Regions from separate parts of the Homo sapiens genome. Here region 1 is linked to region 2. A link is a contact called in ENCODE Hi-C or POLR2A ChIA-PET data. All regions are on one chromosome and are shown on one strand. The core of a region is the stretch at or near the end of the contact, and the rest is flanking DNA. Distances in the headings are between cores, read along the strand shown. Region 1 holds the start of ZNF575 (zinc finger protein 575). Region 2 holds the start of CD79A (CD79a molecule).

Evidence for each region. A loop is a pair of places that touch in the nucleus more often than their neighbours do. ChIA-PET counts read pairs that join two places held with the same protein, here RNA polymerase II (POLR2A). Pooled maps may share reads with other maps.
Region 1: a loop to region 2 is called in a pooled map, with 3 times the contacts of the local background. The contact joins the promoter of ZNF575 here to the promoter of CD79A in region 2. A Hi-C loop is called at or near these places in 4 of 50 pooled maps. POLR2A ChIA-PET finds 5 or more read pairs at or near these places in 2 of 52 experiments (HEK293 and activated CD8-positive, alpha-beta memory T cell).

The regions. Positions count from the first base shown.
Region 1 is chr19:43,529,107-43,534,794 of GRCh38, reverse strand. It overlaps ZNF575 (zinc finger protein 575), which reads right to left and starts at 1,607. Exons shown (of 4, transcript NM_174945.3): 1 at 1,274-1,607; 2 at 893-1,000; 3 at 294-458. The coding sequence starts at 372. RefSeq lists silencers at 1,192-1,501, 3,469-3,640.
Region 2 is chr19:41,875,018-41,880,831 of GRCh38, reverse strand. CD79A (CD79a molecule) reads right to left here and starts at 3,553. Exons shown (of 5, transcript NM_001783.4): 1 at 3,449-3,553; 2 at 1,543-1,842; 3 at 1,179-1,297; 4 at 94-162. The coding sequence starts at 3,527. RefSeq lists a silencer at 3,352-3,411 and an enhancer at 4,819-4,888.

The DNA.
Region 1 (5,688 bases), core at 358-2,857, 1.7 Mb before region 2:
AAAGCTACCAAGGTATCCGTTTCTAGTATCTTCCCAGTGATCACCCTGACATCCCGCATGTCATCCCTGACCCGTCCCTTCTGTAAGGCTCATTTCCTGAGCCTTAGCAAATGGTCACTGAGGCTCTCTCTGAGCCAAATGGGAGGATTTCCCAGAATGTGGCAGTTTTGGGGATCCCAAATAGTCATCACCCTAGGGCCCTCAAATTTTCACCCTGAGATTCCCCCAGAATGTGATTATTTTGGCCCCCGTTCCTGGAGAATGCTCCCTACTCACAGGCGGGGCACTCTCACCTTCTTTGGTCACTGGTTCCTTGCCAGTGGGACTAGGATCGGTAGCCCCGGCCGCGGACTCCGCGCCTCGCTCCAGCATCTTGCTGGCACAGGAACCTAGGGGCAGGGCGCGGGGCGGGGGTGACGCCGGTGATGACCAGGCTGATGGGGATAGGGTTGGAGGGCCTAAAATGAGGGATCACACTGTTTAGGAGCAAGGTCTGCAAGTATGGGATGCTAAGGCGGGGGCAGGCTTAGCGGGGAGGCGGAGCCTAAGAGCACAGTGAGCGGGGCTATGCAAATTCAAGCCAGAGGCAGTCCCTTCGCTATCTAAACCCAGGGTTGGAGTCTTTCAGCAGAGTGGGCGGAGTCTCCACAACTAACTCAGCGGCCGTCTTAAGCGCGGAGCCGGCGGGGCCTATGCGCAGAGTGGGCGGGACCTTCCCCACCAGACCCTGCAGTCCTGGAATGGGCGGGGCTGTACAAAAAAAGTCTTGTTCTGAAACTAGACCCAGGGGGCGGGGGCCTTCGAGCGGAGTGGGCAGGTCTTTCATCACCGTCCCAGGGGAGGGGCCTATGGGCACAGTGGGCGGGGCTTCACGTCGAAGACCTAGCTTTACCCGGCTTTTGACTTAGTCTCAGTTCATTGACGCCGCGTCAACTGCGCCCTTCTTGCCGTTAAATTTCATCCCTGGCTTGGATGGGGCCGTGGAGGATAGAGGGGGGACCTGGAGGAAGATACGGAAGGAACCTGGCATGCGTCGCGGTCCAGAGACCCCTAATGGACTTTTCCCTCAGAGTCCCAAGCGTAAAGGATTCAATGCACCCCTCGGAATCAGACATTCAGGCACCGATGCACCCTCCCGAGGCTCTGGCACCAATGCACAGTCCCTCCAGCATCTCCAGAATCTAGGCGTCCGGACCACAACCGATCTCCCTCGGGGTGATTCTGGCATTCAGCCTGCAAGCCAATATCCGCGCCCGAACCCCTGCGCCCTCACCTGCAGGACGGCCCCTCCCCGGGGGCGGGGCTTCCGGCTCCTCCCGCCACGGCCACGGCCGCAGCCGCTGTCGCCGCTGCTGCACTGCCCTCGGACCAGCGGAGCTGCCCCGCCCGGCGCGCGTCCGGCGTCGGGGGAGGGCAGGCAAGGGAGCGCGCGCAAGCTGCTTAGCCCAACCTCATTTCCATCCCCTCCTCCCACGCTGGACCAAAGGGGGCGTCAGAAAGCATGCGCAGTGCGGGCTGGCAGAGGCTGCAGAGAGGGGGAAGAAGGAATGGAAGGAGGGGCTGGGTGCGCCAGCCAGGCAGGCAAGTTCGTGAGCAAGCGCGAAGCTACCGTATCGACAGAAAGTGCACCGCCGGTGGCGGGGCCTACGGTGGCTGACTGGAGTCAAGCATGTACAAGACTAACATGGACAAACTGCGCTTGGAAATCAGTGCATGCACCCGTCTTTTTAATGTCCCTCTTCTTTTCGAGAATTCCGCTGAGTTCCATCTCCAGAGGCAGTTTCAAGAGCTCGCTGCTAATTCTACCCTTCAAGGCGTTTGCAAAAAGTCTGGCCAGTTCTTCGAGAGAGGGCGGGGGCGGGACTCCGGGCTCAAAGAGAGCCAGTGCCCAATAAAAGGCACGTTATTTGCACAGCGCCTTGGCACACCTCGCTATTGGGTGATTCAAGATTCTCAGCCACGCACCCATCTACCTTCCCCCTCGGAAGCCTGGGTGGTCCCGAGGTGCCCTGGCCCATGCTCTTGGTGCCAGGCCTGGGGTGGCATGCAGCTTAGCATTCTTCCCGAGCAGTGGCGGTGCACCTTCCTGCCTGGTGCAGAAAGGACCAGGAAATGCCCATAAAAGTCCTCTGCATGGGTGGGTCTCAGTCCGATAACCCGCAAGGTCTGGCGATCCCTGGGAGTTTGGCGGGGTTATTTGGACTCTGGAGCCAGATTGCCTGGGTAACTGGTTTGGAATACGGCTGTGCCACTTTCTAGCCGTGTGACCCTTTCTAGCTCTCTTTCTAGGCCTGTTTCCTCATCTATAAAATGGAGCGTTTTTAGGATTAAATATGATAATCAATGGAAAGTGTTTAGACTAGAAAGTGCCTAGGCCGGGCTCCCTGTCTCATGCCTGTAATCCCAGCACTCTGGGAGGCAGAGGCGGGCGAATCACTTGAGCCCAGGATTTCCAAACTAGACGGGGGCTAGGCACGGTGGCTCACGCCTGTAATCCCAGCACTTTGGGAGGCGGAGGTGGACGGATCACCTGACGTCAGGAGTTCGAGACCAGCCTGGCCAACATGGTGAAAACCCGTCTCTACTAAAAATACAAAAATTAGTCAGGCATGGTGGCACACGCTTGTAATCTCAGCTACTCCGGAGGCTGAGGTGGGAGGATGGCTTGAACCTGGGAGGCAGAGGTTGCAGTGAGCCAAGATCAAGCCACTGCACTCCAGCCTGGGCAACAGAGTGAGACTCCGTCTCAAAAAAACAAAAAAACCAAAAACCCAAACAAACAAAAATCCCAGCCTAGGCAACATAGTGAGACACCTCCCCATCTTAAAAAAAAAAAAAAAAAAAAAAAAAAAGTCTGGCTTAATGGCAGCCTGTAGTCCCAGCTATTTCACGGGGGTAGGGAGTGGGGACTCACCCAGGAGTTCATGTCTGCAATGAGCTATGATTGTGTTACTGCATTCCAGCCTGCGCAACAGAGTGATACCCCGTATCTTTAAAAAAAAAGTTTTTAAAATAATTATTCACTCATGACCAGTATTGTTTGATTTACCCCCCATCCACTCTTCCCAAATGATTCTGAAGCTAAATGTCAAACATCATATCTCATAAATATCTTTTTATTACACTTGATTTGCTTGACTTAAGATCTAAATGAGCTCCACACATTGTATTAGTTTGAAGTGACACTTCGGTCTCTCTCTCTCTCTTTTTTTTGAGATGGAATCTCGCTGTGTCCCCCAGGCTGGAGTGCAGTGGCGCAATCTTGGCTCACTGCAACCTCTGCCTCCCGAGTTCAAGCGATTCTCCTGCTTCAGCCTCCCAAGTAGCTGGGATTACAGGTGTTCACCACAACACCCAGCTAATTTTTGTATTTTTAGTAGAGACAGGGTTTCACCATGTTGGCCAGGCTGGTCTCGATCTCCTGACCTCGTGATCCACCCGTCTTGGCCTCCCAAAGTGCTGGGATTACAGGGGTGAGCCACTGTGCCCACCTCTTTCTTTTTTTGCACGGAGTCTTGCTCTGTCACCCAAGCTGGTGTGCAGTGGCGAGATATCAGCCCACTGTAACCTCCACCTCCCAGGTTCAAGTGATTCTCCTGCTTCAACGTCCTGAGTAGCTGGGATTACAGGTGCCCGTCACCACGCCTGGCTAATTTTTTTTTTTTTTTTTGTATTTTTGGTAAAGATGGAGTTTCACCATGTTGGCCAGGCTGGTCTCAAACTCCTGACCTCAGGTGATCCGCCCACTTCGGCCTCCCATGGTGCTGGGATTTCAGGTGTGAGCCACCGCGCCCAACCTCTAGGGCCACAGCTATTTTCAAGAACCATGATTTTAAGAAGGCAGAGTAGAAGCCAGAAGACCAGTGAGGGTATTGTTATATATTAATTACAGTATTAATTGCTAGCACTTATTATACACTGGAAACTGTCCTTATGTGCATTAATTTATTTAATCCCCATAGCAATGTTTTAAGAGGAGGTGCTACTATCATCCTTGTACAGAGGAGGAAAATGAAGTGTGGAGGGGAAGGTCATCCCAGCCAGGAAGTATCAGAGCCAGGATTTGAATCCCTCAGCCTGGCCCTGCAGTCCAGGCAATTTGCATTTATGCTTTGCTGCCCCTTGAATGGGGCAGAGGGTGTGATAACAGAAAAGTGGCCTGGTTAAGATAGGTTAAATCTGGCTGGGCACGGTGGCTCGGCCCTGTAATCCCAGCACTTTGGGAGGCTGAGGCAGGTGGATTACTTGGGGTCAGGAGTTCCAGACCAGCCTGGCCAACATGGTGAAACCCCATCTTTACTAAAACTACAAAAATTAGCTGGGTGTGGTGGTGTGCACCTGTAATCCCAGCTACTTGGGAGGCTGGGGCAGAAGAATCTCTGGAACCCAGGAGGCGGAGGTTGCAGTGAGCTGAGATTGCACCACCGCACTCTAGCCTGGGCAACAGAGCAAGACTCCATCTCAAAAAAAAAAAAAAAAAAAAAGAGAGAGAGTTTAACTCAGCAGGGCCTGGAAGTGGGTGGAGGTGGCAAGGGTAGGAAGGAGTCAAGGATAGTGACAAAATAATGATGGGCAGTTCCCATTGAGAGCCTGTGCTATGTCAGGCTATTGAACTATTTTCAACCTCATTTTGTAGATAAGAAAACTGGAACCCAGAAGAAGATAAGTTTTCAGCCCAAGGTCCTACACCTGAGAAGGGTGAAGCCAAGTCTAACTCTTAGAACATCTCACAGCTGAGCCTATAAACCCTGCCTAGGGTGTGTCTTCAAAGGACACATAAATGGTCTAGAAATTCTGCAAAAACAACGGGAAAGGGTGCCAGGGGCGAGAAGTTCTTATTTGGGGGACCCTCTCAGTAAGGAGTGCCTGAGGGTCTTCCTTTCCCTGGCTCCTCCCTCCCCTGAGTTCCCCAAATCCCTACACCTCCCTGTGTCTCAGACCTGCTTTCCCTACCTCTCTCGCCTACCAGCCAGACTGAGTCACCTCTGGGTCCTCAGCTTTGTCTAGCTTGAGTCAGGCATGCATGAGACCTCATGCCTGGAATTTTTTTTTTTTTTGAGACGGAGTCTCGCTCTGTCGTCCAGGCTGGAGTGCAGTGGCACGATCCCGGCTCACTGCAAGCTCCGCCTCCCGGGTTCACGCCATTCTTCTGCCTCAGCCTCGAGAGTAGCTGGGACTACAGGCATCCGCCACCATGCCCGGCTAATTTTTTGTATTTTTTTTGAGTAGAGACGGGGTTTCACCGTGTTAGCCAGGATGGTCTCAATCTCCTGACCTCGTGATCCACCCGCCTTGGCCTCCCAAAGTGCTGGGATTACAGGCGTGAGCCACCGCACCTGGCCTTTTTTTTTTAGACACTCTCGCTCTGTTGCCCAGACAGGGTTTTGCTATGTTGCAGAGGTGCAATCTTGGATCACTGCAAACTCTGCAACCTCTGCCTCTTGGGTTCAAATGATTCTCATGCCTCAGCTTCCCAAGTAGCTGGGTCTACAGGCGTGCCCCACCACGCCCAGATAATTTTTTTGTATTTTATTTTATTTTTTTCAGTAGAGATGGGGTTTTACCATGTTGGCCAGGCTGTCTCAAACTCTTGACCTCAAGTGATCTGCCCACCTAGGCCTCCCAAAGTGCTCAAAGTGCCTGTGCATGAGCTCAGCCATATGCTTTTTTTTTTTTTTTTTTTTTTTT
Region 2 (5,814 bases), core at 2,304-4,803:
TGACACCTGGGGTCCCTGCCCCCAGCCACCCCCAGAGGGAACACCCCCACCCCTAACACAACTGCCCCTACCCCATCCCCACCCTTCACTCACTTCATAAAGGTTTTCATCTTCATATTCATCCCCGGCATCCAACCCGAGCTTCTCGTTCTGCCATCGTTTCTGTAGGGGTGGGTGGGGTGGGTGCCTCAGTGAGCAGGGGGAGGTGAATATCTTTCAGACCCTCCTGGATGCCAGGAAGTACTTTTCCAGAAAGGGTAAGAGATGTCCCCAAGGCCACATACTGGTTATGTAACAGTTCTCTCTGAGTCTACAACCAGTGTTCTCCTTCCTTCCTTCCTTCCTTCCTTCCTTCCTTCCTTCCTTCCTTCCTTCCTTCCCTTCCCTTCCTTCCCTCCCTCCCTCTCGCCCTCTCTCTCTCTCTCTCTCTCTCTCTCTCTTTCTCTCTCTCTCTCTTTCTTCTCCCTCAGTTGCCCAGGCTGAAGTGCTGTGGCAACATCATATTTCACTGCAGCCTTGAACTCCTGGGCTCAAGCAATCCTCCCACCTCAGCCTCCTGAGTAGCTGGGACTATAGGTGTGTGCCACCATGCCTGGCTAATTTTTTTTTAAGACTTTGTGTGTGTAGAGATAGGGTCTTGCTGTGTTGCCCAGGCTGGTCTCAAACTTGTGGCCTCAAGTGATCCTCTTGCCTCGGCCTCCCAAGCTAGCGTCTTCTTGAGTCTCCACTCCCTTACTATTCTCCATGAATAATAACAATAACAGTCACACTTTCTGTAGTGCCTAAGGAGAGGCTGGTACAGATCAGAGATTCTGGGAGGACCAGGCCCCACCTTCCCTGGTCTTGGCTACACCTGGAGGGTAACCACACTCCTGGGTGAGGGCAGGAGGGGAGTGAGGACACTCTTAGGGAGAAGAATGAGACTCTTCTTGGGGGGAGGTGGACGTGAGGACAGCCCAGAAGGGGAAACTAAATTGAAGACACCCCCTGGGCTCAGCGCCAGTTCAAGTCCCTTCTTTATATTCATTCATTTAACTCCCACAGCCCCTATATGGTGGGTGCTTTCATTCTCCCAAGTTTTGGATGGGGAACCTCAGGCTCTAGAGGGCTACCTGGGTATTGGGGGTCCCTCGGCCCAGGCCCTCGCCCGGCTGACTCAGAGGTCCGAGGGGGCTCACCCTGAACAGCAGCAGCGTCCCAGGCACCACCGCGCAGAACAGGAGGATGATCCCCTCGGCTGTGATGATTCGGTTCTTGGTGCCCTCCCCCATGTCCAGGAAGGGCCTGGGGGGCGGCTCTGCAAGGAGGTAGTATGGCTCAGAGCCCTGGCCCCTCTTGCCCTCCCTAGCCTCCTGGCCCCGCCCACCTCCTGCAAGGCCCCAGACCCCCCAGAGACCCCACTCTGCAGAGGAGAATGTCCGTCCCTCTGTCCAAGCCGGTTTGAAACCCACATTGAAGGTACTGGCTCTATCCCCACTTCAAAGATAAACCGAGTGTCCCCAGCGGGACAGTGGGAGTAGGGGCCAGGGCTGGGCCACTCACGGCGCACGCGGAGGTAGGTGCCGCAGGACTGCTGGTATGACTCGTTGCCCTCCTGGACCCGGCACACGTATATGCCCCCATGGCTCTTGTTCACATTCTGGATGATCAGCGTACCATTGGGGTCCTCGCCCGGGCCCAAGAACTCAGGGGGCCACGTGTAGTTGCCATGGAGGACGCGCCACCAGGTGACGTTGGCGTTGTTGCTGCTATTGTGCGGGCATTGGAAGTGGGCGTCTTCCCCCAGGCTCACCATCAATGATGCTGGGACCTTGTGCATCCACAGGGCCTGGCACCCAGGGCCTGTGGAGAGACAGGGTGGGTGGGTCAGGGACTGGGGATGGTGACACATTTCCCCAGCCCTGGCCCCTGCAGTTCCAGCACTCCTGGGAAGAGGGTGAGGACTCTCCTGGGTGGGGAGGGAGAGAGAGAGCCCCTGACAGGGGCTGATACATCCTGGGGAGAGGGGGGATGCGGGAAAGTGAAGAAGCCCCTGGGAAGGAGAGAGGACATACCTGGTTGGGGTGGGTGAGGATATCCTGGGAGAGGAGAATGAGACTCCCTGGGATGGTAAGACCCCTGGGAGGCCCTTCTCACCTCTGCAGCGCCATCTCTTGCCCCCCTCCCGCATACCCACTTTGTACTCTGGCCCTGTGAACTCTCTGGATTTTGGATGTTTGTTCCAGGCACTGGAGGACCGCTGTCCAGACAGCTCCTTCCAGAAGCAGTGCAGGCGTCCCCTCCTCCCGCAGCCTTCCCGGTCCATTTTTGCACCCCAGCCTCAGCCAGGCCCAGCACCTGGCGCTTTTTCTTGTGTAATCATTCACAGAACCCTAGAAGTAGGTTCTCTCCTTAGCCCCATTTTACAGGAGGGATGGCTGAGGCTCTGGGAGGGCAGGCGGGTTGCCAGCATCACCAGGCAGTCAGGAGTGGCACTGGGTTCAAACTCTTGGCTCCCTGGCCTCTCCCTGCCTGGGCTGAGGAGCCAGTCTGTGGCCTGCCCTGGCCTGTGACCCTGTGCCTGGCCCTCATTCTCTGTAAGTTGTATGTGTCAACCTAGGGGTCAGGGGTGAGTTCAGTCCTTGGGCTGGGCTGCTGGTGATTGAAGGGGCTCAGAGCGGGGTGGAGACTGGGGGTGTCTCTGAGTGAGACGAGGCGGCTCAGGCTGGCTGCAGTGTCCAATCCGGGCTCCTCTGGGAAGCCCCAGCTCTCAGCCAGGCCTCCCACATGGCCAGTCCCCTCTTCTGGAGGTAGGTGGAGGAGGGAGGTGAGGAAGAGAGAAGGAGGAAGAGATGGGGAGAGGGGCCGAGCACCCTCATCGTCACGGGCTTAAGACTCAGACGTGAACTCCAATCCTTGCTCCCAGTGTCCCCTTGGGTGGGGAACCTTTTTCTCTGAACTCCTGGGTTAGCGTGGCCACAGCCCCTGCCAGCTGTCCTTGAGCAGGTGAGGGGGAGTCCATGAGACACCCATTCCCCCAGTGCTGAGAAGGGACTCCCAACAGAGAGAGGCACCTGAGGTTTAAGGCAGAGAAAGCTTTTTCTCCCCTTGACAGACGCTGAATGCTGCTACCCCTAAGTCCCCTTCCTGCCCCCAGCCCTGGTGCTCAGTCAAGAGCAACTTTAGTTCCTTATTTTGGCCTGTGGGGAACAGGAGGTGGGGGAGGTGACTCTTGCTCCTGCCTCCCTGTGTGAGACTGTGGACGCCCCTTCTCCTTCGCTGGGCTCCCTCCAGCCCCACCTTGGCCCATCTTGGCACAGATACGATTTCTATAGGCATCTTCCCTGGGTCCCCTATCCTCTGCCTCCTCTTCCCCTTTCCCTGAGCCCCCTTCCCTCTGCCTGTGCCCTCTCTGCAGCCTCCACAGCTTCCCCCACCTCCCGCCAGTTCCTGCCCTTTGGCCACATACCCAGGTAGACAGCAGACAGCAGGAAGAGGAGGAAGATGGTGGCAGGCAGAGCTTGGAGGACTCCTGGACCCCCAGGCATCTTCTCCCAGTGGGTTGGTTAGTTTGAGTTGCAGCAGTCCCAGGGTACCAGATCCCTACCCCAAACCCCACCCTACTTCCTGCCCAGCCCCCCGGAGATGGGCTCCAGTGGCCCTCGCTACTGGGCCCTTTGCTTGTTGGGCCTGGGGACAGCCCCTGCCGGGTATGCTTCAGGCTGTGAGTGGAGAGAAACTGCTCCCTGCACCTGTGGTGGCCACAATTCCCCTGAGAGGTGGCTGCTTGGGTGGGGGAAGAGGCTGGTTCAAGGGCTGGCTCGTCACTGCTGAGCCTTTGGAAGGAAGCCTAGGGAACCTGAGTCCTGGGCATGTGTCATGGGCAGGTGATGGTTCTGAGCTTGACCTCTCCCCCTGCCTGGACTTGGGCAAACCTTGTCCCTTCCCTGACCCCATTTCCTTGCTTCTTGGGATTAGAAACAAGGACTTAAAGGGGTTGTCACATGCACAGAAATGGCCCACAGTAGGCGCCCAGTAAATGTTAGTCACTATAAATACTCATGAAGAATAAATAAGGCAGGCTGACCTGTGGCTGACTACCCGTGTGACTAGGTGGGCACTTTGATCCTTCGAAGCTTGACATTTTTCATCTGTGAGATGAGGACCAGAATGTCTCCCTGTCTCATTATGTGATACGAGATGGTGTTCCTGGTATTCAAGGAGTGAGAACCATGATCAGCTCTTTACTGGAATTCTTTTTTTAAAAAAACAGGCCAGCTATGGTGGCTTATGCCTGTAATCCCAGCCCTTTGGGAGGCTGAGACAGGAGAATCACCTGAGGTCGAGTTTGAGACCAGCCTGGCCAACATGGCGAAACCCCATCTCTACTAAAAATACAAAATTAGCCAGATGTTGTGGCACATGCCTATTATTCCAGCTACTCAGGAGGCTGAGGCAGGAGAATCAGTTGAACCCAGGAGGTGGAGGTTGCAGTGAGCTGAGATCACACCATTGCACTCCAGCCTGGGTGACAAAAGCGAAACTCTGTCTCTAATAATAACAATAATAACAACAACAACATATATTTTTCTTCTTTTTTTTTTTTAAGAGGGATGGGATCTTGCTATATTGCCCAGGCTGGTCTTGAACTCCTGGCCTCAAGCAATCCTCCTGCCTCAGCTTCCCAAAGTGCTGGGATTACAGGCATGTGCCACTGTGCACAGCCAGAAGTTGTTTTATATTGACCTGCCATGACTGGCAAGGTAGGCCATCCCCCATTTTACAGAGGGGGAAACCGAGGCCAGAGAGGGGAGGTTGTCACTTGCGGGTGTCATACAGTCTAGGGGTGGTGGACAGAGATTCAAAGTCATCTTTGTGTTGCTCCCAGTTTCCTTTGAGCATGTCTGGTAGGAGGGAAATGAGGTCTGAGTGGGGAGGGCGGAGTTGCTGAGATATTTGTGAGCAGTTAGGGGACCCTCACACACATACAAGGGGATATATAAAATAAATTTATTGCAGGGAGATTTTTGGTAGCAAACATTGAGAAGCAAATGAAAAGTCCATTTGTGGGAGAATGGGTGCATACACTGTGGCAAAGTGAGCCAACAGAATGCTACAGAATAGGGGAAGGTGTCATAAGGCTGTCTCAGAAACAGCACAAACATCAGAAAAAATATCGTAGCATGATACAGTTGACTTGTTTTCAAAAGGCGTCCGCTGCTTAGGGACACACGTTTGTAGCAGAGGTGTAGACCCGTGCAGGGGAGTGGCAAACGCCCAGTTCCTGGGAGGGGTTACCTCTGGGGGACGCCAGGGTTGGGTCTGGGGAGGGACACACAGAGACACAGAGAGCTCATCTTGTCTTGGTTTTATTTCCTGTGTTACTTTTTTTTTTTTTTTTTTTGAGACGGAGTCTCGCTTTGTCACCCAGGCTGAAGTGCAGTGGCGTGATCTTGGCTCACTGCAACCTCTGCCTCCCAGGTTCAAGTGATTCTCCTGCCTCAGCCTCCTCAGTAGCTGGGATTACAGGCGGCCACCACCATGCCTGGCTATATTTTTGTATTTTTAGTAGAGACCAGGTTTCACCATGTTGGGCAGGCTGGTCTCACACTCCTGACCTCAGGTAATCCACCCACCTCAGCCTCCCAAAGTGCTGGGATTACAGGCGGGAGCCACCGTGGCTGGCCACTTTTTTTTTTTTCTTTTTTAGAGATAGGGCCTCTCTCTGTCACCAAGGCTGGTGTCCAGTGGCATAATCATAACGTCAAACTCCTGGGCTCAAGTGATTCTCTTGCCTCAGCTTCCCAAGTAGCTGGGATTACAGGTGCACACACC